3 separate regions of the Homo sapiens genome follow, and regions 2 and 3 are each linked to region 1. Evidence: read pairs that join two places in POLR2A ChIA-PET (ENCODE). Cell type or tissue: A673. All regions are shown on one strand. Links, peaks and the distances in the headings refer to the core of each region. The heading gives the core; the rest is flanking DNA.

Region 1 (10,844 bases), core at 2,230-7,229:
CTACTTCTCTTTTAGTCTGTTCAGTGATCCCTCTGGGTATAGCTTCTGAATTTCTAGCATAAAACTCTTCAACAATAACAAAAAAGGATAATGATCTTTCCTGTCAATTTTTAGGGGGAAGGATAAGGTGTTTCCTAGAAACTTTATTCAGAGCACTTTAGTCAAAGTGTAGTTCATTGATCCTTAACTGCAATTTACTTGACAAGATATATTTATGGGATGAAATTTATTGAGGGTAACAGAATGGAGAGAGAAACTGCTGGTGTGATGAATTCTCTTTCTTCTTGGTCTACAACAAACAGAAATATTTTGAGAATGTAGCTATGGCAGATTTTAATGTAAGAGTTATGCCAACACTATTTCCCCTTAAGGGTTGAGTCAGACCTTTTGGGAATGATATAGACTTGGGGGTCTTGAGTGAACTTTTAGTATTTATTAGCAGCCAATCTAACCTTGAAAACTCTATGTTGATTTCTTTTTGGAAAGTGTTGAACAATTAAATAATACATGTTAAAGAACAAGGAAGAAGGGCATTGTTTTAATTATTTTGTGATCTAATTTAATCCCCACAGCAACTCTGTGAAGCAGATATTGTAATCATTCCCATTTTACAGATGAGGAAGAGACTTCGTAACTTGGTTTATATAAGAAAAGGATAGAACTGTTTAGATCTTTTTGATTGCTTTCCATTTTGTATAAGTTCAGTGACTTAGGAACCTTTTTTAAAAAACTTCTTTGGAGGAGTGATATTGTTCATTATGAACATACCTACTTGAAAAGTATTTAAAGGTATTTTTCATGGAAATTATATTTTATAAGTTTTAGTATGGTTCACTAGAAATACGTCACAATTTGTAGGTAATACTGTGTTTTATTTTGAGTTGGCTAATTGTTAAGGTAAAACTTTAGAGGATAAAGTGAGCTCATATTGATGAATGGTAATCTGATATTTCCAACAGACTAGGTCTTTTTTTGAAGTTCATGTATTATAACTTTATTCTTTGTGATACTAGCTCCCTCTGTAGAACTTCAATAAGATTGCAACTGGACTTTTTCAATAATTTAGAAAAGTGATCTAAACATTATCTATAACATTTCCCTGTAAAATTTTACTTTGTATTCTAATCAGTTGCAAGTGGGTTTTTAAAAGTATAAATGTAACATTTATAAAAATGTTTCACTTTGTACACACAAAGTTTTAATAACATATACAAAATAAAACTTTCTTCAAACATTCCTATAACTTTAATGCTTTTTTATTTAGGAAGGCTAGAGAGAGGTGTGATTTCTAGGTCTGTAGGTCTGTGTTGAGTAAAGCCTGATGGAAGCCCTAGGGGAAAAATAAATTTTGACGTTTAGCTGGATACTTGAAATTATCCCTTTTTTTTTTTTTTTTCTGAAACTTTCCGGTTTGACTTGGGTGGGAAAATGTTCATAAGGGATTTTTTTTTTTTATCTTGTAGAGAAGGGGAAAGCAAACTTCTACAACAGGTAGAAAGAGCAAAGAGAAAATCTTAGCAAGATCCAGAAATTTAGTGGAGAATTGCAGGAAAACATTCTTGACATTTACGGTTTAAAAAAATTTTCCTTTTTCTTTTTTTCTTAAGAGGTGGTCTCACTCTGTCGCCTAGACTGGAGTTGAGTGGCATGATCATAGTGATCGTTCCACCTCAGCCTCCTAAGTAGCTGGGACTACAGGTATGTGCCACCACGCCTGGCTCCTTTTTGTATTTTTAGTAGAGATGGGGTTTTGCCATGTTGCCCAGGCTGGTCTTGAGCTCCTGGACTCAAGTGGTCTGCCTACCTCAGCCTCCCAAAGTGTTAGGATTACGGGCGTGAGCCACTGCACCCTGCTCACATATATGAGTTCTATGAGTTTATGCTGTTGTTGGAAAATCCTTTGTTATCAAAGTCTACCAATTTTCCTGTGTGGGAGTGAGCTTACTTATTTTACCACCACTTTTTCTCCTTTCTTTCTGCTATGGTTTGAATGTTTGTCCCCTCCAAAACTAATGTTGAAATTTAATTGCCATTGTAACAGTAATAAGAGGTGGAGGCCTTTAAGAGGTGATTAGATCATGGGGCTCTACCTTCATGAGTGCATTAATGCAGGAGTGGGTTAGTTATCTCTTAGAGGGTTGTTATAAAGTGAGTCTGGCCCCTCAAGCACTTGCTTGCTGTTTGCCTTCTGCCATGGGATAATGCAGCAAGAAGTTGCTGAGCAGAAGCTGGCACCATACTCTAGGACTTCCCAGCCTTCAGAACTGAGAAACATATTAATGTTTCTTTCCTTTATAAATTACCCAATCTCAGGTTTCTGTTAAAAGCCGTAGCAATCAAACTAAGACACTCCCCTAAACCATTTTATATTAAATTGTAAGTTGTATAATTAGCTCTTCAAAGATGTTTTCTCAGACATAATGTAAGCTCAATGAAGGCAGAGGAAATATGATTGACTTGCAACATGGAATTTAGAAAAATGAGCGAACTGATTTCAACCATAAAGCTAGGGACTAAAACATACAAATGAGGATAAGAAAGAACTGAAGTACATATGCTCTTTCAGTTTCTAAAAATTTAACTGTATTTTCTTCTAAGTAGATTGAAGGATGTTCTTAGGATTATGCTTGAGTAGGCTTTTAAACAATTTTGTGTGGATAATTATCTTTGAAGCCTTTGTTAGTACTAAACATCTTTATTCTGTTATAATACAGTTTATTCAAACAGACGTACAGTGTGTATTGTGGCACAAAGAAATTCAAGAATGATTCTTATTCTTTTTGTTTGTTGGCCTTGACTAAATTTGATACCAGATAATTGCTTTAAAGGATAGGCCAATTTTATTGGTATAACAAATCTACCCTTCATTATCCATAAACCACTTATATAGTAATCTGGTTTTCCTATACAGGCACACCTTGGAGATATTGGGGGTTTGGTTCTAGACTATCACAATAAAGTGAATATCACAATAAAGAGAAATACATGAAGATTATATTCCCCAGTGCATATAAAAGTTGTGGTGATATCACACTGTAATCTATTGTATACAATAACATTGTGTATAAAAAATGTATATGCCTTAATTTAATGTAATCTATTGTATACAATAACATTGTATATAAAAATGTATATTCCTTAATCCATAAAAATACTTTATGGATGAAAATGCTAACAATCATCTGAGCCTTTAGCAAGTTACAATCATTTTGCTGGTGGAGGGTCTTGCCTCAGTGTTGATGGCTACTGACTGATCAGGATGTTGGTTGCTGAAGGTTGGAGTGTCTGTGGCAATTTCTTAAAATAAGACAATAATGAAGTTTGCTGTGTCAGAGCCTTCCTTTCATGAAAAATTTCTCTGTAATATGCAATGCTGTCTGATAGCATGTTACCCACAGTAGAATTTGGAAAATTGGAGTCAGTCCTCTCAAACCATGCTGTTACTTTATCAACTTAAGTTTATGGAATATTCAAAATTCTTTGTTGTCATTTCAGCAGTGTTCACAGCATCTTCACCAGGAGTACATTCCATCTTAGGAAACCACTTTTTTTGCTCATCTATAAGAAGCAACTCCCTGTCCATTCAAGTTTTATCATGAGATTGCAACATTTCAGTATCCATCTTCAGGCTCCACTTCCAATTCTAGTTCTCTTGCTATTTCTACCACATCTGCAGTGACTTCTTCCCTGAAGTCTTGAAGCGCTCAAAGTCATCCACAAGGGCTGGAATTCACTTCTTCCAAACTCCTGTTAATGTTGATGTTTTGACCTCCTCCCATGAATCACGAATGTTCTTAATGGCATCTAGAATGATGAATACGTTGCAGGAGGTTTTCATTTTAGTTTGTCTGATCCATCAGAGGAATCACGGTCTATGGCAGCTATAGTCTTGCAAAATATATTTCTTAAATAATAAGACTTGAAAGTCAAAATTACTTCTTGATTTGGGGGTTGCAGAATGAATGTTGTATTAGCAGCCATGAAAACAGCATTCATCTCCTTATACATCTCCATCAGAGCACTTGGGTGACTGGGTGCATCATCAATGAGCAGAAATATTTTAAAAGGGGCCAGGCATGGTGGCTCATGTCTGTAATTCCAGGACTTTGGGAGACTGAGGCAGGCAGATCACCTGAGGTCGGGAGTTCGAGACCAGCCTGACCAACAGGGAGAAACCCCGTCTCTACTAAGAATAGAAAATTAGGTGTGGCAGTGCATGCCTGTAATCCCAGCTACTCGGGAGGCTGAGGTAGGAGAATCGCTTGAACCCAGGAGGCGGAGGTCATGGTGAGCCAAGATTGCACCATTGCACTCCAGCCTGGGCAACAAGAGTGAAACTCCATCTCAAAAAAATAAAAGCCTAGCCTCCCAAAGTGCCAGGATTACAGGCATGAGCCACCGCGCCTGTCTGTCCGCCCGTCTTCTTTTTTAAGAGCAAGAAAAGGTTTCCCAGAAGTACTCTGGTAGATTCTTATCACACACACATTCCTAAACCAGTTACTGGCAAAGAAAATAGAATTATCATGATTAATTAGCATATTCTGAAGTACATGCTTCCTTATAACTGAACAAAAATTAGAGCTCCACTGGCAACGCGGAAATGGCTGTTGACTTGGCAACTAATAGTGAATTGCTCACAATGTTTAAGTGAAATGGCCTGTCAGATTTCCTGGGAACACAGGAACCAGGGCCAGACTTAGAAACGGCCTCAGTAAGAGGTTTTCTAAAACTATTTTCTGGTATCGTAATTATTCCTAATTACCTTGTGCACTAAAAAAATTTAAAAATTTTAAATTTAGAATTTTAAACACATTTCCTGACAGTAACCAAGATATAAAAATGTGTAAAATTGAGTGAATATATTTTAAAGCATGGAAGATTTGTGTTACCCTCAGACTTGAAAGGGAACCTGCAAAGTTATGGTCTCATGGGAAATATTGTTTCTTTTTGCCTTGACATAATTTTCAGGCTCTTTGGTTTTATTCTAAGCAACCCAGCAGGGCACCTTTAAAAAGAAACAAACAAAATTACTGTCTCTAAACCAAAGAAGATAGAAAAATACATTCAGGAGAATAGTATACATTGAAAACTGCCACTTTAGCTAGTGCTTTTTTTTTTTTTTTTTTTTTTTTAAGACGGAGTCTCGCTCTGTTCCAGGCTGGAGTGTAGTGGTGCGATCTCAGCTCACTGCAACCTCCACCTTCCAGTTTCAAATGATACTTATGCCTCAGCCTCCTGAGTAGCTGGGATTACAGGGGCCAGCCACCATGCCCAGCTAATTTTTTCATATTTTTAGTAGAGAGTACTTTTTAACTGAGAAGAGATGCTGTAAAGTTTTAGGAAATCACAGTGGGGACAGTAGTCATACTTCTACTTTCTTCTGAATATAATATTGTTTCTTTTTTCTCCTGCAGTTACTTATTTTTTTTTTCTTTTTGCTTTAAGGCTTGGTAGTTCTGAGAATTTTAGATTCAGTTATAATCGAATGTAACTATCAACACATGTTATGGAGTAGTATAAATTGTTACTTGATGTTTGGAGTTGTTTTACTCAGTCACTCAGCAAAGGTAAGATTAGATCTCCGTTAGATGAAAAGTATTATCTCTTATGCAAAGAGACATTGGTTAGCTCTGGATGAAGACAATGGCTATGGGGTCAGTCAACCTTGTAGAAAGAATAGGCTAGGCACAGTGGCTCATGCCTGTAATCCCACCACTTTGGGGTGGTCGAAGCCAGTGGATCACTTGAGCCCAGCAGTTCGAGACCAAACTCGGCAACATAGTGAGAGCCCCCTCTCTACAAAAAATTTGAAAATTAGCCAGGGCATGGTGGTGTGTACCTCTGGTACTAGCTATCAGGAGGCTGAGGTGGGAGGATCTCTTGACCTGGGGAGGTTGAGTCTGCATGCAGTGAGCCATGATTGCGCCACTGGACTCCAGCCTGGGTGAGAAAGTGAGACCTTGTCTCAAAAAAAAAAAAAAAAAAAAAAAAAAGACACAATAAAAGTAAAATTGTATAATCTCTGGAAAAAACAAAATAGGCTGTCATGTTCTAATACTCAATATGTAAGGATGTTTAGTATATTAGTGGGTATAATTATTAATAAAATATTCTATTTAGTTATCTTTGAACCAGTTTGTAATAACCAAACCACAAAAATTCAATTTGCTTTGTATGTAAAAATCTTTTAAAATAGAAAGTCCTGCCTTAACTTTCATAAATCTGAATGTGAGCATATATTTATGCTTTTCATTTCTTTGCACAGCTTTTTTTTTTTTTCCTCTAAGACAGAGTCTCACTCTGTCACTCAGGCTGGAGTATAGTGGCACGATCTGAGCTCACTGCAACCTCTACCTCCCAGGTTCAAGTGATTCTTGTCCATCAGCCTCCCAAGTAGCTGGGATTACAGGTGTGCAACACCATACCTGGTTAATTTTTGTATTTTTAGCAGAGACAGGGTTTCGCCATGTTGTCCAGGCTGGTGCACAGCATTTTGTTGTTGATGTGTGAGACTTGTAATATAACAGTAATAATGCTGTCATTTCTTAAAGATGATATATAATCCTATCAAAATATTCCTGGGAAGTAGGTATTTGTCAGCCTGTCAGTGTTTTCCTTTTATTTTGTGTGTGTGTGTGTGTGTGTGTGTGTGTCTGTGTGTGTGTGTGTTTTAGTACATTCTCCCAGATGCTGAAATTTTCCCTTTAAACTGTTACTATGATGTATGTCTTATTTCTTTCTCTTTTTTGGTCCTAATTATGCTCTCAGGAGTTAAGACAGTATAAAATTATGTTTTTTAAAGGAAACTTCATCAAATACTTGGAAATTAGCAAATATTTTTTAGAGGTAGAAACTGTCATTTATATTCCTAAGACTTGTAGGCCATTGTATTTGTTGACTGACTGATTTGACTGAGAACCTAGTGTGTGATAACGTGTCACTGTTTCTGTCAACTTATATAATTGAGGGTCTTTTTAATTGTTCTTACCTTAGACCACTATATACTTGTGGTCTTATAAAGTATATTTGAAAATTATATGCATTTTCATGTTTTGTCTGGGCCTGGGAAAAATATTTATTTTAAAACTGTAACATCTTAACCTTTAAAACCCATTGTCAGTTATTTGGAAAAATTAGTATTATATGATATGAAGCACTTCTTTTTATTGCTGATTTCAGGTTTCACTATCTGGGAAACTCCGGTGTGGAGACATAGGTCTGTTAACTGTCTTCTTTGTTTTATCTGGAATGTTTTATTGATACTATAAAACAAAACTTATCAGTAAGACTGATTTGGAATTCATATTGTTTGACAGCATTATCACTGTCAATAATTATCCATTGTCAGTATTTGTAAAGCAGAATAAAAGAAGCCATTATTTAAGTTTAATTCCTGAGATGATTCAGCATACGGTGTAATATCAATCTGTGGGAATTTTATTTTAAACTTTTTCTTAGTAAAGTTTACTTTTTAGAGCTGTTTTAGGTTCATTCACAGCAAAATTGAGCAAAGATACAGAGATTTCCCATAATCCTCCTGCCCTCACACATGAATAGCCTCCCCCATTTTCAGCATCCCCCACCAGAGTGGTACATTTGATACAATTGATGAACCAATATTGACACATCCAAATAAAACTATTTTTTGGGGAGGGGAGACGGAGTCTCTCTCTGTTGCCCAGGCTGGAGTGCAGTGGCGAGATCTCAGCTCACTGCAACCTCTATCTCCCGGGTTCAAGCAATTCTCTTGTCTCAGCCTCCTGAGTAGCTGGGACTACAGGCACACGCTACCATGACCGGCAAATTTTTGTATTTTTAGTAGAGACGGGGTTTCACCATATTGGTCAGGCTGGTTTCAAACTCCTGACCTCAAGTGATCCACCCGCCTCGGCCTCCCAAAGTGCTGGGATTACAGGCATGAGACACTGCGCCCAGCCGATAAAACTCTTAGAACAAGATTAATTGATTGATTGAGACAAGGCCTTGCTCTGTCTCCCAGGCTGGAGTGCAGTGATGCAATCATAGTTCACAGCAGCCTGCAGCTCCTGGCCTCAAGTGATCCTCCTGCCTGAGCCTCTTGAGTAGTTGGGACTATAGCTTGTGCTACTGCTCCCAGAAGTCTCTTATTTAATCTGTCTCTTCTAAAGTATAGATGTATAGTTCATACCTTTAGAAATTTCTGAGTTTTTATGGTGGTTCTGCAAATAAACCTGTTTGCTTCTTATTTCTGCCTTCCCTTCCTTCTGAGCCTTTGGTTTTTGATTTTCTCTTATATGCTGGTTCAGCTATCCTTGTTTCTGTTGCTTTAAAGCCTTCAACATATTATGAACATTTTCCACCAAACATATTGTTCTTATGAGTACATCGTAATTTTAGGGCAAGAAGCAGAGATGAACTTTGCTTTAACTCTTTTGTGTTGAAGTATGCTAATGGCAAGCATGTTTTTTAAATATAAAAGTTGTACAAGTTGAGATGTTTAATTCCTTTACTTTAAGAAAAAGCATCATAATTAGAAGGGAGAATTGCTGTTATCTGGAAGGTGTTCAGACAGTTTGGGGAGAAAAAAACAACCAAAACAGCTGCAGTGTAATTTCCATAAGGGAATGGGCTTATATCTTTGTTTATTTGTGTTTGTTTTCCATTGTACACTCAGTGCCTAGCACGGGGTAACACAGTATGTGATTAACCAACAGTTATTGGAAAAATATATTTTAGTGTGTTATTTTAGATAATTAAAAGTACATTTAGGAAATATGCAACCTTTTTGTTTGGCTTTATTAATCAGCTTTAAAATGCTGATGATAGAAGCAGGAGGCAGAGAAATTATAGGCAAATAGGGGTGGGTCCCTGGTGAAACCCCACCTCCAAGGTGAAAAGCTTGAAACCAGCAGCCCAAAGTGAGAACTTCTATTCCTGTTTGCCTGCACTGTCCTGATTGGTTCTTTCTGAATAATGTCTTTTTACCAATTGAATGTTGCCTTTTCCAAAGCTACCTATGGCCTGCCCCACCCGCATCCTGTGCCTGTAAAGCCCCGGACTCAGTAGGTAGAGAGGAGAGATTCTGCCAGACTTTCGGGAAAAGAGATGGCTTGACTTCGGGGAAGAGACTACTGCTGTACTTCAGGGAAGACCACCTACTCTTCCCGTCCCCTCTCCAGCTCCCCTCTCCACTGAGAGCCATTTCCACCGCTCAGTAAAATTCTCCACCTTCACCATCCTTCAAGTGTCTGCATCACTTCCTTCTTCTTGGATACTGGACAAGAACTCAGAACCCACGGAGTGCAGGTACCCAAAAAGGCTGTCATACTGGCCCTTTGCCCTCGCTGGCGGAGGGCAGCCACCCCACGCAATGTGGTAAGGGACCAACTGAGCTGTTAACATGCACACAGACAGACGGCAGAGCTAAAAGACCACTGTAACACTTTCTCTGGGGTTTTGGGGTCGTGGGCACCCTCACCTGGGTGCTGCTGTGGGACCTGCATGGAGCTTTCTCTCGCTGGCTCCTGGAGCAGCCGGCCAGGTCCTGCACTCTCTTGCTAACATGCTCCCTCCTGCAGGGGGTTGAGCGCTGTGGCGTGAGTAAACTGTCGCCCTTGTTGCAAGTCCAATGAAGGGACCAAGAAAAATCCTGCATCACTGATATGAAATGTACCAAATTAAGTAACATCATCTTATTTCTTCTGATTTTGTTTTCAGTTTGTTTATATTCCTTTCCATAGGTATTATGTGTCTGTTTTAGTTCATAAAATTGTGGCCTAATTTATATTTTGACCATTATTCAGCACACTGTTAGTACTCAGGACTAATTTCAGTTGCTTATTTAGACACATCGAAATAAATCACATTTTAAGGCTGGGCGCAGTGGCTCCTGCCTGTAATCCCAGCACTTTGGGAGGTTGAGGCCAGGAGTTCGAGACCAGCCTGGGCAATATGGTGAAATCCCGTCTCTACTAACAATACAAAAGTTAGCTGGGCATGGTGGTGCACACTTGTGGTCCCAGCTACTTGGGACTCTGAGGCACGGAAATCGCTTGAACCCAGGAGTCAGAGGTTGCAGTGAGCCATCACGCCACACTGCATTCCAGCCTGAGTGAGATTACGTCTCAAAAAAAATTTTTTTTAAACATAAATAAAGACCACACTATCTTTTTTGAAGATTATGTTCACATTTCATTCTCTCCATTGAACTGTATAGATGTATTACCTGTATATAAAGAATGTAAATTTTTTTGTATTAAAAATCGACACCTTAAAAAAAAACTAATACCACCACAAGGTTAAGCTCTGAGGAGATTTCAGCTTTACAATAATTACATTGTTACAATAATGTTTAACTTCTCAATAATTAAAAACCAAAGCAATGTTGCAACCTTGGTTCAATATTCAAATATATTTTTCTTGGTAACCAAGCTACTTCACTATTTATAGTACTTTATAAATGATTTAGAATTGTTATGCAGTTTTTTCAAAGAAGTATTCATAAGGTAAATTTAGAAAATTATTTTAAAACGAAAGTGATGCCCACCAGATGGTGCTATTTCGCCTGTTTTATCTGCGACAATAAGTAGGAAAAATGAATATAGAACTTCAAAAAAGTGTATGGAAGATCTAGAATATTTGGGCATTGTATTTTGGGTGTAGATGAGCTCAGTGGAAGGAAGCATTCAAATATTCTAAACTTGTGTTTAGTACTGTATGTTTATCTTGATAAAGGTAAAGATGAATTCCCAGAGTTAATATGCCAGATAACCTTTTATTTAGTCTAAATGTTAAGTAGATTTTTTGAAAAGTTGACCTATATGCAAATTTTATTAACTTCATAGCTGTATATGCATGAAAAATGA
Region 2 (10,844 bases), core at 3,033-8,032, 99 kb after region 1:
TGGCCTCCCAAAGTGCAGGGATTATAGGCGTGAGCCACTGCACCCAGCCAACATTTATATTTCTTTAACTTCATATCATTTGCTGTAGTTAGCTGGATCATATTTCTTAAATTTTACTTTATTTATTTATTTTTGAGACAAAGTCACGCTTTGTCACCCAGGCTGAAGCTCAGTGTTTGCGATCTTGGCTCACTGCAAACTCTGCCTTCTGGGTTCAAGGAATCCTCCTGCTTCAGTCTCCTGAGTAGCTGGGATTACAGGCTTCTGCCACCATGCCCAACAAATTTTTTTTTGTATTTTTTGTAGAGACAGAATTTCACCCTGTTGACCAGGCTGGTATTAAACTCCTGACCTCAAGTGATCCACCCACCTAGGCCTCCCAAAGTGCTGGGATTATGGCCATGGGCCACTGTGCCCAGACAAATTTTACTTTCATAGTAACATTTTGCAAATGTAAAAATTTTATAATTTGATTAGTAATGTCAGACTCTATCAAGGTGATGCTCTCTTAAAAGTTGTTGATGATAATATTAGATGAGAGATGTATGTAGTTATGAAAGACCCTGAAATGATTGTATTTTTTTATTTCTGTACAAAGTTTACTCACATTTCTATGTCTAGCCATAGCTATTCTAAGCCATAGCACAAAGAACTGTATTGTGATGGTGAGACTATAAAAAGGTAAATTTAGAGAAAGCTTCCAGATCTGCTCTAGAATTTATTACCATCTGGTCTCTTTGGAGACTAGTATAATTATTCATGGGAATGTTTTCAACACAGAAAAGCATGGTTTGTGTATTGGCAGAAAGTAAAAAGTACCAGTGGTTTAAACCATATGTAGCTTTTTTAGAGTTAGGCAAGGGAAATGAACTGAAGACCTAATTGAGAGTCATCAGTAGTGATGCAATTTGTGTCAATTTTGTCAGAATCTGTTCATAATGAACAAAATATTGCACAACAAGAAAAACTGAAGGTATTAGAAATATAACTCCATTTGAAGAGTATTACTTTATCTTAATTTAACCAATGAAATGTAAGATGGTGTCAGCTAAGTATTTGTGTAAATCTCTGAAATAACATAAGGAATATATGTCAAATTTTGATGACTTTTAAAAATGAAAACACTCATGTTAAAATAATTTTAAGCTTGAACACTGGAAGAATGTCTTATTAAGGTTATTTTTCTTAAATTGAATATGAATGTATTATTTTAGATCATTTTAGATGTGGCATGGACTTACTACTGTTCCTCTTAAGAAGCAGAAATATTTTACAGTCTTTCTTAAGCTTAAATTGATTTTATAGAAAAAGGAAAAAAAAACTAAATATCTTTTCACTTTCCATTCTAACAGTTACTTGGAGTCTATAAAAAATGAGATGACAAATCAAAAAATTGAAATCGTCTATTTTTTCAGCTATTTTAAAAGAAAAATGCCTAGTGGGCTGGGAATACACAAGAAATTTAAATTTGTGATTGAGAATAAGAAATGCATTTGTGGTTTTAAAAAAGAAATACCAGCATGTCACATTAAAAATATGGCATCTACAGTATTGTACAAAGGAAAATGTATTACATTAGGAGGGGGTATGTTGTACTTTATTTAGAGAACTAGTGCAGGGATACGAATGAGAAGTATAACGCCATAGAAGGCATGAGCATTAGTAATCCAGTCAGAGAGGAAGAATTTTGCTGCCTCCCATGTAACATAAAACAGATGTTCCATTCTATTAGAACCTTACTAAAATGAGAGTTTAGATCATTGGTCAATAGGAGAAACATGAACAATGGCAATTTAATAATTTTGAGGGTTTATCTTATTTGTGAGTTAATATCCATGGTGGGGAGTATGAAGGGATGCCTGCCAAATGTTATTTTATTTTTGATATCTTGATTGAGAGAGCTGAAAGGCAACAGTAAGCTATACTAATTTTTAATTTATTGTTTTGCAAATTTAATCTATTTTTTTCTCAAAAACTGTTGTAAGAAAAAAAGATTTCAAAATTATAAGTCCTGATTTAATGCTTGAATAGGTATTGAAGCATATCTGAAAGTATAATTAATTAACCTCAAATGAATACTGTAAACATTAAGTAGTTGGCAACTGAAAGTAGACGTATGCAGAAAGGGACACCAGGGATGGTACCACAGGGTCCTGGGTATATTTTTGTTTTTTTAAGGGAAGATTTACTTTTTTCTAGAAAAGAAATTCTTTTCAAATAAATTTATTTTTCAAAAAATACTTTTTTTCAAAAGTATTTTTTCCATTTTAAAATTAAGTTATAATTTATATACAAAAAAGTGATCTTTGTAGTGTATGTTTCTGCAAGTTATGACACATGCACAGTCTAGCAACCAGTATCAGAAATAAGATAGAGAATAGTTTCATCACCTCAAAACTTTCCCTGTGTCCCCTTTGTAGTCTTCCTTTCCCCTACTTCAGCCCTTGGCAATCCCTGCTCTGTTTTTGTTGACAGAGACAGTTCTCCTCACTTGTTTGTGAAGACTGTAAGGTTCTGACTGCCCTTTTTCCTGGGACATTTCTCAGGGTTATATATGCAGCTGATAAACTTGAGACATGAGATAACATCTGTTCCCAGACAAAAAGCAAGCTTATTTACTGCTTGCTATAAAATTGGTGGATTCCCTGAGTTCAGTGCTTCTCATTTGCTGATGCAAACTCACTACAAGCATAGCATCCATCTGAGCATCCCCAAAGGACTTGGGATGAAGGGAACTGATGCAAATGTGCTGATGTTCTTCTGTTTTGTCATAAGTAATGAAGTGTTTTTTCTTTGACTGAGGAGTCTTGTGTCTTCTGCCTGCATCCATGAATTAGTTAAGAGGCTTTTGTGTTAGCTTTTATTAAATAGGGTAAAATCAAATCCCAGTCTCCATAATTTTCTGTTTGTATAGTTTTGCCTTTTCCGGTGACTTGTATTGAGGGTTCCTGCTTCTGGCCAACAACCTATGAGTGATTTTTTAGGTCTGATCATAAGGCATTTACAGAGGTTTTCCTGGCAGGCTTCATAGGGGGAGGGCTGGTCTCCAGAGCAGACTTGGTGCAAAGCTTTTATAGTCTCTGAGGGGAATTGCAGTCAAGGACCCAGCCATCCTCTTATACATATCTGCGTTCCTAGCCTAGGTGCCTTCATTCAGAGGCCTCTTTATGTGGGGCTTTTGGGGAGGCTTTCCTTAAGTGTCTCTGTCAAGACTTTATTGGGGAAAAGAGGGGAAGACACTTACCAACTCTTTCTCTACTATGACTTGTACTTTTCTGTTTCTAACCCTTCCCTCTCTAGCCTTCACTCGACTCCTGGGTCTGTAAAACTGCCAGAATCTTTTGTTGGGGGTTCCCTTTGGCAATGATGCAACCCTCACATTTGTGCTGGTCTACCTGCCCTGTGACCAATGTGCCATGCCACAGGGGAAAATGGAATGGGGGGTAGCTGGCACTTTCTCCAATTTAGCCTCTTATACTGTCACAGTGATTACAGACCTATTCTTTATTTTATTTTATTTTATTTATTTATTTTTTTGGCTTGTTGCCATTGGCTGTGCCAAAACGTGGCAGCCCAGCTTTCTCCAGCTCTCCTGAGGTACTGATACACACAAATGGAATCATGTTGTGCATAGCCTTTGAATCTGACTTTCTTCAGTTGACGTAAGTTCATCTTAGATTCATCCATTTGCTTTGTCAATAGTTTTTAAATTTTAATGGCTGAGTAGTTTTCTATCATCGTGATGTACTGCACCTTGTGTCTCTATCCACTCTAGAGGGATATTTGAATTGTTTCTGGTGATTATGAATAAAGCTGCTAAAAATATTTATACGTTTTTGTGTTAACATAAATTTTCATTTTACTAGATGTATTGCCAAACTCCTTTCCAAAGTGGCTGTGCCATTTCACATTCCCACTAGTAATATATGAGAGGTCTAGTGGTTTCACATCCTTTCAGCACTTGATATTGTCAGCTTTTATTACTACATCAATTGTAAGGGGGAGAGGAGCATCTCATTGTTTGTTTCTACTTCCCTAATTATGTGAAGCACATTTTTATATGCTTATTTGCTATCTGTATATGTTCTTTGAAGAAGTATCTCTTCAAACTCTTTGCCTTTTTTTTAAAAAAAATTGTGTTTATTTTTGTTACAGAGTTTTGAGAATTCTTTATCTGTTCTGCAGACAAGACTTATCAGATGTGTGATTTGCAAATATTTTCTCCTAGTGAGTGGCTTGTGTTTTCATTTTCCTAACAATGTCTTTCAGTGAGCAGAAGTTCTTACAAATTTATGTACTTTTAAAATGGATTATGCTTTTGTGTCATATAAGAACTCTTTGCCTAATCCAGGGTGAGAAAGATTTACTCCTATATTTTCTACTAGAAATTTCATAGTTTTACTTTTTACATGTAGATCTGTGATCCATTTTGAGTTAAGTTTTGTGTATATTGGGTGAGGTCTGTAACAGAGTTTTTGATTATTGTTTTTTGCTATTGTTTTTTGCTTTGGCATATGGATATCCAATTGATCCATTACTCTTCCCTGAAGTCTATTTAAATCTCTTTAATTGCCATTGTACTTTTTTGAAAATCAATTATGTGGTTGTATATCTATGTTCCATATTCTGTTTCATTGATCTATATGTCTCTTCTTTCTCCAATATCATACTTCTCTGATTACTGTAGCTTAATGTGTTTGTTTTTTTTGCTGTCTAATCATGGAAGTTGAATTTATTGCATTTTACAGGTCAATATTTTTTGTAGTTGTAGACGTCTGTAATTTTGCACTGTTAATTTTAATGTAATGGACATATTAGAAATTAGGTTTTCAATATGCAGGGGAAATGCTGTTAATTTACAATTGAAGAGAGTTATGAAATAATAATAAATAGAAAAAGTAAATAGAGAAAGGAAAGTACAGTCATCCCTTAGTGCCCATAAGGGATTGGTTCTAGGACCCTCTGTGGATACCAAATCCATGGATACTCAAGTCCCTTAAATGGCATAATATTTGCACATAACCTATGCATATCCTCCCATATACTTTAAATAATCCCCAGATTGCTTATAATACCTAATACACTATAAATGCTAAGTAAATACTTGTTATACTGTGTTATTTAGGGAATAATGACAAGAAAAAAGTCTGTACCTGTTCAGTACAGACTCAACAACTATCCATTTCCCCCACTTCCAAGTATTTTTGATCTGCTGTTGGTTGGTTGGTCTGCAGATGCAGATCCCATGGATATGGTGGGCCTATATATATGTCTTATTTATTGTCACTACCTTTTGCTTCCAAGTATTTTTTATTTTTAATGAGAGTTATTTTGTTGTGGTGGGTGGTTTAACATACATAAGTTTTCCCAGCAGCAGAACCCTGAAGCAAGGATTTTAGAACAAAGTCTACTTTGGAGACGTATGTAACAGGCAAGAATTGATGCAAGGAAAGCAAGGCAGCTAATGAAGACTTACTAACTAAACTAACACAATAGGTTGCTGGAGCTTTATCTTGTGGGATAATTCTGGGAAAGTCAGTGTCAAATTTAGTTTCGGGACTAACTCACCTGAAGTGTGAGAGAGTGAGTATATTTCCTGTTACTGGTTGTGGACTGCCATACAGAAGACATTGCACCTGCCTGGTGCTGTGGTGGGCAGAGTAGCATTCAGCCATTCAGAGGAAAGCCCTGAGGGATACAGAGGAAGATACTGGCTATTGGAAGTAATTTGGAATGGTGGGAAAGGGTTAGGTCCAAAGGATACTGTACAGACACTGACATTATCTGACTCATGCCTTGTGAATTTTAAGTGCCTTTCCTGGGTTATCAAAGTGAATAGCTTTAATCAAATCATCTCTATAAAGACATTTCTAAGTAAATTTTCTATACTTACACTCCTCTACTTTTTATTACTACAGCTGGCTTCATTAGCTTTTTGTATATTAATCTGTGTTGTCCTACTATTAGCTAGAAGAGCTTACTAACTGTGAGCTTGAAGATATTGTATATTCCCTCTTCGGATGATTTTTTTTTTTTTTTTTTTGAGTCAGAGTCTTGCTCTTGTAGCCCAGGCTGGAGTGCAGTGATGCAATCTCGGCTCACCGCAGCCTCCGCCTCCCGGGTTCAAGTGATTGTCATGCCTCAGCCTCCCGAGTAACTGGGATTACAGGCACCTGCCACCACGCTGGGCTACAAATGTATTTAAGAATCTTAAATGAGCTGTGATTGCACCACTACACTCCAGTCTGGGTGACAGAGCGAGACCCTGGCTTCAAGCAGTCCTCCTGCCTCAGCTTCCTAAAGTGCTGGGATTACAGGCATGAGCCACTACCCCTGGCCTAAATTCCTTTTCTAGCCTCTATACAGAATTTCTAGGATAACAACAACAACAACAACAACAAAAACTTAAATGATAAAAATGAATATATAAAATAGCAAGTAAGCCATGTAAAATATTTTCAATATTCTTAGCCATTAGAGAAGTGCAAATTAAAACTATAAGATACTGCTGCATACATATGTGGATAGCGAAAGTAAAAACTGGTGAGAATACAGAATGAATGGATTTCTCATCTGTTGCTGATAGGAAAATGACACAGCCACTCTGGAAAACAGTTTGGCATTTTTAATAAAATTAAAGATAAATATTCCATATGACTCAGCAATCATATTCCTGAGTATTTAACATAGAAAAATGGAAATTTATGTATATGTAAAAACTTGCTACACAAATATTTACATCAGCTTAATTTGTAATTGCCTCAAACTGGAAAGAATCCAGATAACTTTCAACAGGTGAATAGATAAACAAACTGTGATATATCTATCGAATGGAATACCAAGCTTTGTAAAAGAATAAATTACTGGTACAGTCAACAGTTTCCGTAGATCTTAAGTTCATCACACGAAGTAAAAAAAAAGCTAAACTCAAAGTGTTACATACTGTATGATTCCAATTATATAGTATTACTTAAATGAAAAAAAATTAGTGTTGGAAAATTAACCTGTCATTCCAGGAGTTAGAGATAATGTGGGAGAAGGGGATAGGTATGACTATAAGGGAGTTGCAGGAGAGGGCTTCTTTGTGGTGATGGAATAGTTCTGTGTCTTAATTGTGCTGGTGAGTACATGAATCTTTACAGCTGATAAGATTTTATAGAATAGTACACACACACTAAGAACAATGCATGTAATGTCTACTTTGGGGAGCTTTTTTTAAAAAAATTTCTTTTAAGAGACAGTGTCTTGTTCCATTTCCCAGGCTGGAGTGCAGTGGCACAATCATAGCTCACTGTAGCCTCAAACACCTGGGCTCAAGGGATTCTCCTGCTTCCAGCCTCCCAGGTAGCTAGGACTATAGGTGCATGCCACCATGGCTCGCTAATTTTTTTATTTTTATTTTTTGTAGAGATGGGGGTCTCACCATGTTGCCCAGGCTGGTCTCAGTCTCCTGGCTTCAAGCAGTCCTTCTGCCTTGGCCTTCTAAAGTGCTGGGATTACAGGGGTGAGCCACTGCCCTGGCCTAAATTCCTTTTTTAGCCTCTTCACAGAATTTCTAGGATAACCAATATAAGTAAAGTAGATGTTATTTTTAAAATGATCCACTTTATACACTAAATTAAAAGACAGTCTTGATTTCTTCAAAATTCTTTGCTGTGAAGTGAAACGTTTGGTAATCATATATCTTGTTGACATAAACATACAGATTCCTCTGCATGTAACATTCTTTTCCTTCACTTTACCAATTTGTGCCCATTTCACGTATCTCAGCCTATATCCCTTTTTCATGATCATCTTACCTCTGACATAACTCTTTCACCCACCAAATCTGTGTTTGGTGTCATTTCTATGATGGTCCCATACAAAGCTGGACTCATTTTACAGATGCAAAAAGTGATGAAATAATGAACAAGTTAATGGCCCAACTGAAACTGTGGTGTTGGACATAAACTTTAGAATAAATCCTAAATCTTAAGTGTGCAAATAAATTATTCAAAACATGAGATTACCTAACCTATTCTAGTGATATTTAACAGAGATATGTTTGTAACTGGTGGAAGAAGAATCACTCCCTAGGTACAAGATCAATTACTGTTCATTTTATTCACCTGAAGATAAATCACTTTCACAGATTTTGCAGACTACTTCTTTTCCTGAAAAAATGATTTATTAAAGTGGAGGTTTCTTTACTATATCAACACTGGCTTACTCTTTTCTTTATAATACTTCTATACTGAAAGAAGCCAGAGGCCAAAAGTAGTCTTGTTTGTGCTGCTCTTTATTTCATTGTTATTTTTAAACCAGATGATGAAATTCCCTTCCATTTTGAAGGGCCATTTTTCATGTACATAGGAGGGAATTTAAACTGTTTGAGTTAATATTAACATATTCTATTACTATAAATTGGTTTTAGTTTGATTTTAAAATAGCATATTAATTTACATTTAATTTTAGTATTCAACTCTGATCAGAAAAATAGTATTTTGGATGTAGGGGTAAGGAAAAGGTGTGAAATTCCAGTTAAAAATCTAAAGTACTGTGTTTATTGTTTCATTGTGTGTCTGCATTTAGTATTGTTTGTATGAGAAAAAGTCAGTTGTTTCCTTATATTCCCATATAATTTTTGAGTAGTATGACAATCTTCATTTATATACCTGATGACTTTTAATTTTTAAAATGTTGTCTAAACCAGGTTTCAGGTGATATATCTTGCTTCCTAATTTGACAACTCTGAATATTACTATTGAAACTTGTAAGCAAGTAGAAATTAAAATGAAGCCATACATAGCATTTGCTTTGATTAAAAAGAATAGAAACCTAGACTGTTTTGGAAAATTCAGTGTATATTTCAGTGTATATATATTATGTGTTTATATATTGACAGATCTGGGCATCAGAATAGAGTCAAGAAATAACATAAATAGAAATTCAGTAAGAACACATATGAAACTGGAAACCAGTGGAGGAAAACTGAGGAATTGCTGTTTGTGAGAGACTTATTTTTCACTCAGTATACTTTTTTTTACTGTTTTAATTGTCTATATAGCATGCTGCATATTACCAATTTTAAATACTTAATTTTGAAAGATTAAAATGGCTGGCAAATTTATTGCCCATTTGCAAAGTACATTTATATCAGGCATAGTACAATATGTAGAATGTTATTGGAACATTGGAACATTGTGTCTGAAATACTTTTTTAAAAACCTCATAAAATATGAAAATACTTCTTAATGATTTCAATATTAACTCTATTCATTAGACATCTATCATTATCCTTTATGTCAGAAACTTAGAGTGAAATCTTATTAGCTTGATTGAAGAACACTTGTTCTCATTTCATTGTGCTATAGTTAACATTCAAAGTTAAAGTTATTTTTCTTCTCCTTGATAGTATACTATAATAAGTATATTCAAAGTGATGCTCTAGATTTGTTTCCTTCACATTTAGACTTGCATTTTTACAATGTTTATACTAAGGTTTCTTACACTTGCCATAGTATATCTGTGCGGTGGCTTACTCCTGTTAATCCCAGCAATTAGGGAGGCCCAGGCAGGTGGATTATGAGGTCAGGAGTTTGAGACCAGCCTGGCCAACATGGTGAAACCCTGTCTCTACTAAAAATACAAAAAAAAAAAATTAGCTGGGTGTGTTGGCGGGTGCCTGTAATCCTAGCTACTCGGGAGGCTGAGGCAGGAGAATCACTTGAACCTGGGAAGGTGGAGGTTGCAGTGAGCCGAGATCCTGCCACTGCACTGCAGCCTGGACAACAAGAGCGAGACTCCGTCTCAAAAAAAAAAAAAAAAAAGGATTTTTGCAATCATTAACTTACTTCTTGCTGTCTGTTTTTATTGTCTTTGGCTGTCCTTCTTAACTTCTTCAAAGATTTCTAGTATATTTACACTCCTTAATCCTAAATCCAGTGTATGTTGGCTCTCATGGTAGTTTTCCATTTCATGTACTTGCTTGTATAATATAAATCCCTGTTCTTGGTGTTTTGTGTATTTATTTATTTGGCTGCCATTGTATTGAAAATTGTCTTGACAATTCATTTATGAACATCATTAGTACAGCAATATGTAATTCAAAACCAGCATGCTCAAATTTGTACTATTCTGGTTAGTTATTGCTATGTGTGTATTTTCAAATTTTTAAAGACTTAGAGAATAGTAAAACATATACTTAGCACAAATGATATCACTTCTTGGTACCTTTCTGTGAGTCCTTCTTCCCATAAGGAAATTAAATTGTTCTTTGTTTTCATGCTAAGTAGCATGAAAAAAAAGCTTTATTGAGATAAATCAAATTTAGAGCATTTTTATCACCTCAAAAAGAGCCCATATACATTAGCTCTCACCCACTCAATTATCCCTCCTTGGCTATTTTGGGTCCATTGCAATTCCAAGTGAATTTTAGAGTCAGTTTGTCAATTTACACAATGAGTATAGCTTGGATTCTGATAGGGATTGTGTTGAATCTCTACATCCATAATGGGTAATATTGCCAATCTTAATAAAATTTTCCATGAATGTGGGATGTTTTTCCATTTATTTGGATCATCTTTAATTTGTTGCAACAATGTTTTGTAGTTTTCAGAGTATAAATTTTACACTGTAAAGAAAACTTATTCCCAAATATTATTTTCTTTTTGATGCTATTGTAAGTGGAATTCTTTTCTTAATTTTATGTTCAGATTATTCATTGCAGATGGCTTAGAGATACAATTGTGTGTGGTTTTTGTTGTTTTGTTTTTGAGACAGGCTCATGCTCTGTTGCCCAGGCTGAAGTGCAGTGGCACAAACATGGCTCACTGCAGCCACAATCTCCTAGGCCCACCTGATTC
Region 3 (10,844 bases), core at 2,154-7,153, 890 kb after region 1:
TTACAGAGATGGGATTTCACGATGTTGCCCAGGCTGGTTTTGAACTCCTGGCCTCAAGTGATCCTCCCGCCTCCAGCTACCAGAGTGCTAGGATTATAGGTATGAGCCACCACACCTAGCCAATTATTCTTTCTAAAACACACTCTGATTATGTCATCCTCTTTTTCAGCTATCTGCAGAGAATCCCATTGTGTGTAGAATGTTTTTAACTTGACAGAGGTTTCCATGGCTCTCTCAGGTCCTCGTTTCCAAGAAGGAACAACTGTTGTGTCTAAAAGGGCTACTGCCTTATGCAGCCTATTTGCTGCATGAACTGTGCATGATGTATGCCCAGGGACAAGCCTTTTAAGAAGTTCATCATTTGAGGCTGGGTGTGGTGGTTCACACCTGTAATCCCAGCATTTTGGGAGGCTGAGACGGGAGGATCACTTGAGCCCAGGAGTTTGAGACCAGCCTGGGCAACATGGCAAAACCCTATCGCTACAAAAAAAAGTACAAAAATTAGCCCAGCGTTGTGGTGCACACCTGTGGTCCCAGCTACTTGGGAGGCTTAGGTGGAAGGATCACTTGAGCTCAGGAGGCAAAGGTTGCAGTGAGCCAAGATTGTGCCACTGCACTCCAGCCTGGGTGACATAGTGAGGCCCTGTCTCAAAAAAAGGAAAAAAAAATAAAGTTCATTATTTGAAACATAGTCGAGCCCACAGCTATCAGGGACATTTCTGAAACAAGTACCTTGGGCACCTATGTGCTTCCAAAGCTGTATGTGAAGCTACATAACTACATGAGTTGTGCCATTCGCAGAAAGGTAGTCAAGAATCGAACTTGTAAAGCCTGCAAGGACCAAACATGTCTACCTGACTTAGACTTTTGAGTGCTGCCCCATGACCTCCACCAAAGTCCGTATAAGGAGCCGACTCCTTAAGGACTGAAGAAAAACTATCTTCTGGAAAAAGATAAAGTGGAGATTATACTAAAAACAAAAACAAAAAGGTTTTCATCATCTGGCCCCAGTTTATATTTTCAACTTTTTATCTTGTTATTCCCCTGTGCCTTTTACATACTGATGGTTCACCACTGTTTCCTGCCTTCATACTTTGGTCATGCAATTTCCTCTGCTAGTATACTTTTATTTTTATTTATTGATCTATTTATTTATTTTTAAATTTTTGCTATTGTACTTTATTCATCTCTATCCACATAATTTTACTACTCCTTTAACGCTTAGCTCAAAAGTCACTTCCAAGAACTCTTTTCTGATTTTACCAACTGGAAATAACTTCTCTTTTCCAACTCCTTTAACTTTCCAATTTTTAGCAAATTAGATAAATATCCACTTTATTAGTCTTTTGAGGATTGAGTGAACTAATTATGACTCTCTTTAATATCCCTTTCTAGACTGTAGAATCATTGAGAGCAAGATCTGATTCAGATTCATTTGGATGAATGCCACATTGCCTAGTGTAATACCCTTCATATAGTATGTGTACAGTAAATATTTAATAGATGAATAAATGTAACATATGAGTGCTTTTGCTTTTTTTTTTTTTTTTTTTTGAGACAGTATCTTGCTGTGTCATCCAGGCTGGAGTACAATGGCATGATCATAGCTCACTGAAGCCATAACCTCCTAGGCTCAAGTGGTCTTCCCACCTTGGCCTCCTGAGGACCTGGGACTATAGGCACGTGCCACCACGCTGGCTAATTTTTTTTTTTTTTGTAGGGATGAGGTCTCCCTATGTTGCCCAGGCTAATTTCAAACTCCTAGGCTCAAGCAATCCTCTGGCCTTGGCTTCCCAAAGTGCTGAGATTACAGGCCTGAGCCACCGGGTTGGCCGGATTGTATCCTCAGTGCCTTAGTGTCTGGCATCTCTATATAATAGACACTTAGTAAATGTTTGAGACTGAACAGTGCAAAATTGTGATTCAAAAAGTCTTCATTAGGCTGCGCACGGTGGCTCACACCTGTAATCCCAGCACTTTGGGAAGCCGAGGCGGGTAGATCACCTGAGGTCAACGGTTCGAGACCAGCCTGGCCAGCATGGTGAAAACGTGTCTCTACTAAAAAATACAAAAATTAGTGGAGAGAGGCGGCTTGTGCCTGTAGTCCCAACTACTCGGGAGGCTGAGACAGGAGAATCGCTTGAACCTGGAAGGCAGAGGTTGCAATAAGCTGAGATTGCGCCACCGCACTCCAGCCTGGGCACAGAGCGAGACTCTGTCTCAAAAAAAAAAAAAAAAAATCTTTGTTATGTAATGTAACTTTGATACATTCTTCTGCTGATAACTAGAAAATATTTAGTATTTTATATTTGAGATTTAGTTCTTGCAGAAGTACAAGAGCCCTCAGTTCATGTGAGGCAGTATATTGTCATGGGTAAGAATATGAACTTTAAAATGAGATTGCCTAGGTTGAACAGTTCTCTGTACTACTTGCTAGTACAAGTTGATCTTGGGGAACTTAACCCATTTATATCAGTTGTCACATCTATAAAATGAGGAAATTAATAGTACCTACTTTATATAGTTGTGAGGATTATTTGGGCATATAAGTCAAACACGTAGAACAGTTCCTCAGACACTGTAAATGCCATGAATGTTAGCTAATTTATTGTTACTTCCTGAAAATGCACTGAACACGGTTCAGAACTTGAGTTTGTGAGTTAGGGTGTACATTCTTTTTAAGGAATAACACTCTGCTGACATCACATATCCTCTAGCTGTACATCCTGTCTGCTTCCTACTATTTTAACTAGGTATTGAATGGATAGCTGATAATCCCAGTTACATGACAGACAGTATTCAGCATGTAAATGTTAAATAAACAAGTCCTCTTGAGACATTTTAACTCAGAAAGGATTAACTAGTTCATGCTAAGGAACAACATGTACTTTTGTTCACTGTATTTCCTTTGAAGAATATTTTATTTGTTCTGGTTGAATATACTTTCCCATTCAGTGCAGTTAACTCTTCCTAGGTGATAAACCCTTTACCGGTCTTTACTGACAAATTAAAATGACTATTTAACGTTCCCTGTATTATTTTGAACCTTAAAACTGTTTTAACAGCCCTCTAAAATTAATCTGGCTCTGATTTTTTTTTCTTCTTTAATTTTTTTTTTTTTTTTTTTTTGAGACAGAGTCGCTGTCACCTAGGCTGGAGTGCAATGGCGCGATCTTGGCTCATTGCAACCTCCGCCTCCCAGGTTCAAGCAATTCTCCTACCTCAGCCTCCCGAGTAGCTGGGATTACAGGCACATGCTACCACGTCCAGCTAATTTTTGTATTTTTAGTAGAGACAGCATTTCACCATGTTGGCTAGGCTGGTCTGGAACTCCTGACCTCAAGTGATCCACCTGCCTCGACCTCCAACAGTGCTAGGATTACAGGCGTGAGCCACCGCACCCGCCCTTCTGTTTTTTTAAATTTTAATAAAAACAAGGTCTCCATATGTTGCCCAGGCTGGTCTTGAACTTCTTCGCTGAAGCAGTCCTCCTGAGTTCGCCTCCCAAAGTGTTGGGATTACAGAAATGAGCCACCATACCCAGCTTAGATATTTTTAATAACAGGTGAATTCTGAAATCTACATTGGTGTAAGATTAAAAGAATACATATGGTATTGTTCCATTCATATAAAGTACAAATGCAGGGAAAACTAAACTATATTGTTTATGGATATATGCTTAGGTAGTAAAGCTATAAAGAAAAACAAGGGATTATCATGAAGATAGGTTTGTGGTTACTATGGGTGGTCGGCAGGGGGTGGGGAAGGGAATTATTGATTAGAAGTGGTACACAGTGATACTGGGCTGGTGCCTTGGGGTGATTACAGATTAAAGGAAGTGAATAGTTGCAAGCCTGAGATGAAAAGATTTGCTTTTTTATCCAGCTGTTTGTATTGCATTATTAATACATGCATATAATTGGTTTTAGTGCCTAAATAGCAAAATTTCAGACACATACTGACGAAAATGTATTACTTCTTCTGCAAAAGGGTCTTTTAACAAAAGTTGACACTTTCGTAATATAGAAGCCCTACTTTTCCTCCATACTTCTTTCTGTATTCTGAATCACCTAAAAAAAAACCATCTCAACTGGATCTTTTTTCCAGTGTGCTTTTCTTCTAATTCTAAAGATATTTATTATATCTTCTTTGTACTTCCTCTTCTTCTTCTTATTTTTTTTTTTTTAAAGACTAGGTCTTGTTCTGTTGCCCAGGTGCAGTAATAGCTCACTATAGCCTGGAAGTCCCCAGCTCAAGTGACTCTTTTGGACTTCTGGGTTTTTTTGTTTGTTTTGAGATGGAGTCTTGCTCTGTCACCAGGCTGGAGTGCAGTGGCATGATCTCGGCTCACTGCAACCTCCAACTCCCTGGTTCAAGTGATTCTCCTGCCTCAGTCTCCCAAGTAGCTGGGATTACAGGCATGCACCACCACACCCAGATAATTTTTGTATTTTTAATAGAGACAGTGTTTCACCATGTCGGCCAGGAGGCTCTCATCTCCTGACCTCGTGATCCACCTGCTTCGGCCTCCCAAAGTGCTGGAATTACAGGTGTGAGCCACCGCACCCGGCCTGGACTTCTTTAAAGTTAAAATGATTAGCTAGTTTCATTTGGCATCTTTAGATTTGAATTTGTCATCTACGTAGGAAAAAGAAGTTATATAATCTTAGGGACAGTAGAAAATGGTTTGTTTATATAGCCTTAGATACATAACAAAGCCATTAATGTTTTAAGAAACACCCCAAAGCCATCTGAGTAGCTACATGAATACATATGATTGGAGATTTGTGTTAGGTTTAGCTGTGATCTTAACCCTTGACATCATAGTATAGTGGTTAAGAGTAGAGGAAATAAACAACTAGGTAAATCTAGAATACAGGTTATTCTACAAAGAACTACCCTGAACTTGTCTCCCCCTAAAAAGAAACAAGAGCTAGGGCACTGTTCTAGACTAAAAGACACTAGCAAGATGTGATGACCAAGTGTAATACATGAACCTAAATTGAATCCTGATTTTTGGAGGAAACAGAAATAAAATAAATTTGAGGGGCAATTAGGGGAGATATTATGGTTAATTTTCTTAGGTGTGGTAATGTGTATTGTACTTATTTAGGAAGTTGTCATTATTATTAGAAGATGAATAACAACTGGATGCCGAAATATTTATGGTGAATATCATAATGTCTTTATATTAAACAGTTAAGAAGTGTCTTCAAAATAAGATATGAATGCTTAAAAAAAAACACCTATGATCAGCCAGGCACGGTGACTCACGCCTGTAATCCCAGCACTTTGGTAGGCCGAGGCAGGCAGATCACCTGAGGTCAGGAGTTCGAGACCAGCCTGACCAACATGGAGAAACCCCGTCTCTACTAAAAATACAAAAAAAAATTAGCCGGGCTTGGTGGCACATGCCTGTAATCCCAGCTACTCGGGAGGCTGAGGCAGGAGAATTGCTTGAACCGAGGAGGTGGAGGTTGTGGTGAGCCGAGATCGTACCATTGCACTCCAGCCTGGGCAACAAGAGCGAAACTCCATCTCAAAAACAAAAAAAACACTATGATCATTCTTTAAATCTCTGGTAGGATTTAGTAGCTTTATTTTCAACCCATCCTTTAGCTCCAAGGAAAAGCAGCATGAAGTGATGGAAAGAGTACTGAATTTGTTGTCAAAATTCTTGGAGTTTAATTTCAGCATCAATATTAACTCTCTAGGTGACTTTAAATCATTTAAATTATAATAATTTAAATAATTTGTGTAAAGCAAATCTGGCAAAATGTTTGAATCCCAAATTTGAATCCTGGCTCGGACAATTTCAAGTAGGACCTTGGTCACTTCACTTAACTTTTCTGTGCCTTCATTGTCTCGTGTAAAATGAAGATAATAGTAATGTCTACCTCATAAAAGTGTTGTGAGGATTAAATAGTATTATAAAGATAAAGTGCTCAGAATAGTGCCTGAGCATTCAACAAATGTAGCTGCTGCTGCTGTTATTGTTTTATATTTATTTTATTATCTATTACTTTGAAGAGAGCTTGGAAGACTCAAGAGGTAGAAAATATAAAACAGAAGTCCAGGCAGGCAGAACCCTCAAAACAACTAGGCAAAGATCAAGCAGTTGTTGTTATAATTAGGAAATGAGATCCCACATGAAATCACCCTGCAGGGTCTAACCTGTAGTAGGTATTCATAAATGTTAGTTTCCTTCTGTTATCCCTTTCTTTCCTTCCTCATTTTATAGTATTATTTAATCTGAGGCTTGCAGAGCACTATGTGACCATCCATTCTAATTCTGCTTCTTCTCTGCTTCTGGTTTGTATAACATTGAGTCTTCGAGGTGCCTTTGCACACATCTTATTTCATCTATTACATTTTGATTTGATGTTGGCTTGTTGCCTCTACTAATTACTACATAATACAGTTGAATAAAATATAGTTTAAGCATATACACAGAACTGTCTGAAAAGAAAAATCACGCTCTAGTGTTGACTGAAGATATATAATATTAAGAAAAATTATAGGTTATTTTATATTAAAACATATACTAATTAGAAGCTTAGAATCTGTCTATAATACCAAAATCTAATAGCCAGAAAACAGAATTTTGATTATTAAAAATAACTGATCAAATTTATCTACAATTTATATATTTCTGATAATTAAAGAAATAAGTGAGTCTCCAAAATATGGTAAGAATATTTTTTAAAAATCTATAATAAATCTTTAAATCTCTGTTAGAACTTGATAGCATTATTAACTCATCCTTTAGCTCCAAGGAAAAGCAGCATGAAATGGTGGAAAGAACACTGAATTTGTTGTCGAAATTCTTGGAGTTTAATTTCAACACCAATATTAACTCTCTAGATGACTTTAAATACTCTAAACATCTTGGCATCTCAAGCCTCACTGTGCATTAGAATCACGTGGGGAGCTTTTTAAAAAATGCAGATATAAAATTTCTGTCTCTTCTGAGATTCTGATTCAGTTGTCCTAGGATGAGGCATGGACATTGATACAAATACACTGTAAAATTTCAGACTATTCTAATGTATAGCCAGGGTTGAAAACCTTTGTATATGTAGTTTCCTTGGAAGCCTAGGCAAAGGAGGCATCAAAGAGAATTGGCTTTTTATATCCTACACTGTCTAGGAGAGAGAGAGACTGAAACTGGGAGATGCAAACAACCTTTTCTAGACAGGTACTCTCTGCTCTGTGGCACTGATGTTACGTTAGGTCTCACAGGAAGCTGGATTAGATTTTGCCCAAGACGATCTGTTTTTCTTTGCCCTGATTACTTGCTCTACAAGTAGCGTTCTGATTATTAAATCAGCCTCCTAGACACTTCAGAATTATAAAAGGATGTGCCTGAGATAATGCTTGAGCATTCTTTTTAGACACTTGAGTGTCTAGAATTGGTTCTCTAGTTTATCCATTAGTACCTTGTGAGTTTGCTTTTAGTCTCTCTTGGTTTGACCAACTCTGGGGAACTGACAGGGTCAAGTTTTGATCTCTAAGGGTGAATACCAGATCCTGATTCCTGGTAAATTTACCAAATTAGTGACCCTGTGTTATCTCTTGACATTTGGACATTTTAAATTTATGGATATAAAACTCCCTGAAGCCGTGAAGAATTTGTAATAAAGTATTATAATAAAAATATAAATAAAGAGAAATATGTAATAAAATCTTTCCTGTATACTCTTAAGACTGAAATAGCTGTCCAAAGGCAGATTTTTTTTTTTGCCAGCTATGGTGGCTCACGGCTGTAATCCCAGCACTTTGAGAGGCCAAAGCAGGAGGATCACTTGAGCCCAGGAGTTCAAGACCAGCCTGGGCATCCTAGGGAGACCCTATCTCTACAAAAAATAAGAAAACTAATTGGGCTTGGTGGTACACACCTGTGGTCCCAGCTACTCAGGAAGCTGAGGTGGGAAGATCCCTTGGGCCTGGGAGGTCAAGGCTACAGTGAACCGTGATCACACTACTGCACTCCAGCCTGAGCAACAGAGCAAGAGTCTGTCTCAGTCAATCAATAAAGAAAGAAAAAGGCAGGTTTTTGTTTTGTTTATAATGATCCTGATTGACTGTTGGTGGAAATGTAAATACAGCCATTATGGAAAACACTGTGAAGGTTCCTCAAAAATTAAAATAGAGGCTGGGTGTGGTGACTCACGCCTGTAATCCCAGCACTTTGGGAGGCTGAGGCAGGCAGATTGCTGGAGCTCAGGAGTTCAAGACCAACCTGGGCAGCATGGCAAAACCCCATCTCTACAAAAAAAATACAAAAATTAGCTAGGCGTGGTGGTGCGTGCCTATAGCCCCAGCTACTTGGGAGGCTGAGGTGGGAGAATTGCTTGAGCCTGACAAGCGGTGGTTGCAGTGGGCCAAGACTGCACCACTGCACTCCAGCCTGGATTACACAGTGAGACCCTGTCTCAAAAAATAAAATGAAATAGAACTACCATACGATCCAGCAATCTCTCTATTGGATATATGTCCAAAGGAAATGAAATCAGGATGTTGAAGAGATACTGCACTCTCATGTTTATTGCAGCACTATTCACAATAGCCAAGATAAGGAATCAACCTAAGTGTCCGTCTACAGATAAATAGAGAAAATGTGTGTATGTCTGTGTGCATGCACCATATTCATATTCAGCCACAAAACAGAATGAAGTCCTGTTATTTGCAGCAACATGGATGAATCTGGAGGACATTATATTAAGTGAAATTAGCCAGGCACAGAAAGACAAATACTACATGATCTCACTCATATATGGAATCTAAAAACAAGTTAATCTTGTAGAAGTAGAAAGTAGGATAGTGGTTATCAGAGGCTAGAGAGAAAGGATAGGAGAGGAGGATGGATAGAGGTTGGTCAGCAAGTACAAAATTACAGTTAGCTCCATCCATGTCCCTGCAAAGAACGTGATCTCATTCCTTTTTATGGCTGCATAGTATTCCGTGGTGTATATGTACCACATTTTCTTTATCCAGTCTATCATTGATGGACATTTGGGTTGATTCCATGTCTTTGCTCTTGTGAATAGTGCTGCAGTGAACATACGTGTGCATGCATCTTTATAATAGAATGATTTATATTCCTTTGGGTATATACTCAGTAATGGTATTGCTGGGACAAATGGCATTTAGTGGGAGCTGAACAGTGAGAGCACATGTACACAGGGAGGGGAGCAACACACACTGGGCCTGTCAGTGGGGGGCAGCCGGGAGAGGGAGAACATCAGGATAAATAGCTAATGCGTGCAGGGCTTAATACCTAGGTGATGGGTTGATAGGTGCAGCAAACCACCATGGCACACGTTTACCTGTATAACAAACCTGCATGTCCTGCTCATGTATCCCGGAATTTAAAATAAAATAACAGGCCAGGCGCAGTGGCTCATGCCTGTAATCCCAGCACTTTGAGAGGCCGAGGCCGGCGGATCACCTGAGGTCAGTAGTTAGAGACCAGCCTGGCCAACATGGTAAAACCCCATCTCTACTAAAAATACAAAAATTAGCTGAGCGTGGTGGTGGGCACCTGTAATCCCAGCTACTTGGGAGGCTAAGGCAGGAGAATTGCTTGAATCCAGGAGGTGGAGGCTGCAGTGAGCCAAGATCACGCCACTGCACTCCAGCTTGGGTGGCAGAGTGAGACTTTCCCCCCCCCAAAAAAAAGATTACAGTTAGATGAGAAGCGTAACTGGTTTTCTGTTGTACAGTAGGGTGACTATGACTAATAATAATGTATATTTCAAGGTAGCTAGAAGATTTTGAATGTTATCACCACAAAGAAATGATAGATGTGACTGGTGTGGTGGCTTATGCCTGTAATCTTAACACTTTGGGAGGCCGAGGCAGGAAGATCACTTGGGCCTAGAAGTTTGAGACCAACCTGGGCAACATAGTGAGACCCTGTCTCTACAAAAAAGTAAAAAAAAAATTAGCCAAGCATGATGGCACATGCCTGTAGTCCCCGCTACTCAGGAGGCTGAGGTGGGAGGATCACTTGAGCCCAGGGGTTTGAGGTTTCATTGAGCTATAATTGTGTCATTGCTCTCCAGCCTGGGAAAGAGAACAAGACCCTGTCTCTAGAAAAAAACAAAAAACAAAAAACAAATGATAACTTTAAAATTATATATGTGCTAAGTATCTTTATTTGATCATCATACAGTGTATACATGTATTAACATATTACACTGGGCCAGACGCGATGGCTTATGCCTGTAATCCCAGCACTTTGGGAGGCCGAGGCGGGCTGATCACCTGAGGTCGGGAGTTCAAGACCAGCCTGACCAACATGGAGAAACTCCGTCTCTACTAAAAATACAAATTTAGCTGGGCAGTGGTGGTGCATGCCTGTAATCCCAGCTACTCAGGAGGCTGAGGCAGGAGAATCGCTTGAACCCGGGAGGCAGAGGTTGCGGTGAGCTGAGATCGTGTCACTGCACTCCAGCCTGGGCAACAAGAGCGAAATTCCATCTCAAAAAAAAAAAAAAAATTACACTGTACCCCATAAATGTGTACAATTATGTGTCAATTATAAATAAAGTTGAAATTTTAAAAATGATCTGTGGCTGGCCGCGGTGGCTCATGCCTGTAATCCCAGCACTTTGGGAGGCCGAGGCGGGTGGATCACGAGGTCAGGAGATCGAGACCATCCTGGCTAACATGGTGAAACCCTCTCTCTACTAAAAATACAAAAAAATTAACTGGGCATGGTGGTGGGCGCCTGTAGTCCCAGCTACTTGGGAGGCTGAGGCAGGAGAATGGTGTGAACCTGGGAGGCAGAGCTTGCAGTGAGCTGAGATCGCGCCACTACACTTCAGCCTGGGCGACAG

What was found. Peaks named below come from ENCODE experiments on the same cell type or tissue, not always from the same donor. Only the 100,000 strongest peaks of a DNase experiment are listed, where the experiment ranks them.
Region 2: POLR2A ChIA-PET joins it to region 1 with 11 read pairs; 2 of 35 experiments call an interaction of 5 or more read pairs at or near these places.
Region 3: POLR2A ChIA-PET joins it to region 1 with 17 read pairs; 3 of 35 experiments call an interaction of 5 or more read pairs at or near these places.

Annotation. Positions count from the first base shown.
Region 1 is chr10:74,233,749-74,244,592 of GRCh38, forward strand. The region is part of intron 3 of ADK (adenosine kinase); the gene reads left to right. LOC124902456 (a long non-coding RNA gene) reads left to right here. Exons shown (of 2, transcript XR_007062198.1): 1 at 1-7,216; 2 at 8,990-10,844. Among named protein-coding and RNA genes, the nearest start is that of ADK, 88 kb to the left of the region's middle. In A673, for the core only: no CTCF peak of the experiment used is centred there; DNase peaks (open chromatin) are centred at 4,563 and 4,963; H3K4me3 peaks cover 678 bases; H3K27ac peaks cover 1,540 bases.
Region 2 is chr10:74,331,737-74,342,580 of GRCh38, forward strand. All of the region lies in intron 4 of ADK (adenosine kinase), which reads left to right. Among named protein-coding and RNA genes, the nearest start is that of ADK, 190 kb to the left of the region's middle. In A673, for the core only: no CTCF peak of the experiment used is centred there; no DNase peak of the experiment used is centred there.
Region 3 is chr10:75,124,966-75,135,809 of GRCh38, forward strand. The region is part of intron 1 of SAMD8 (sterile alpha motif domain containing 8); the gene reads left to right. It also overlaps the pseudogene RPS26P42. Among named protein-coding and RNA genes, the nearest start is that of SAMD8, 19 kb to the left of the region's middle. In A673, for the core only: no CTCF peak of the experiment used is centred there; no DNase peak of the experiment used is centred there.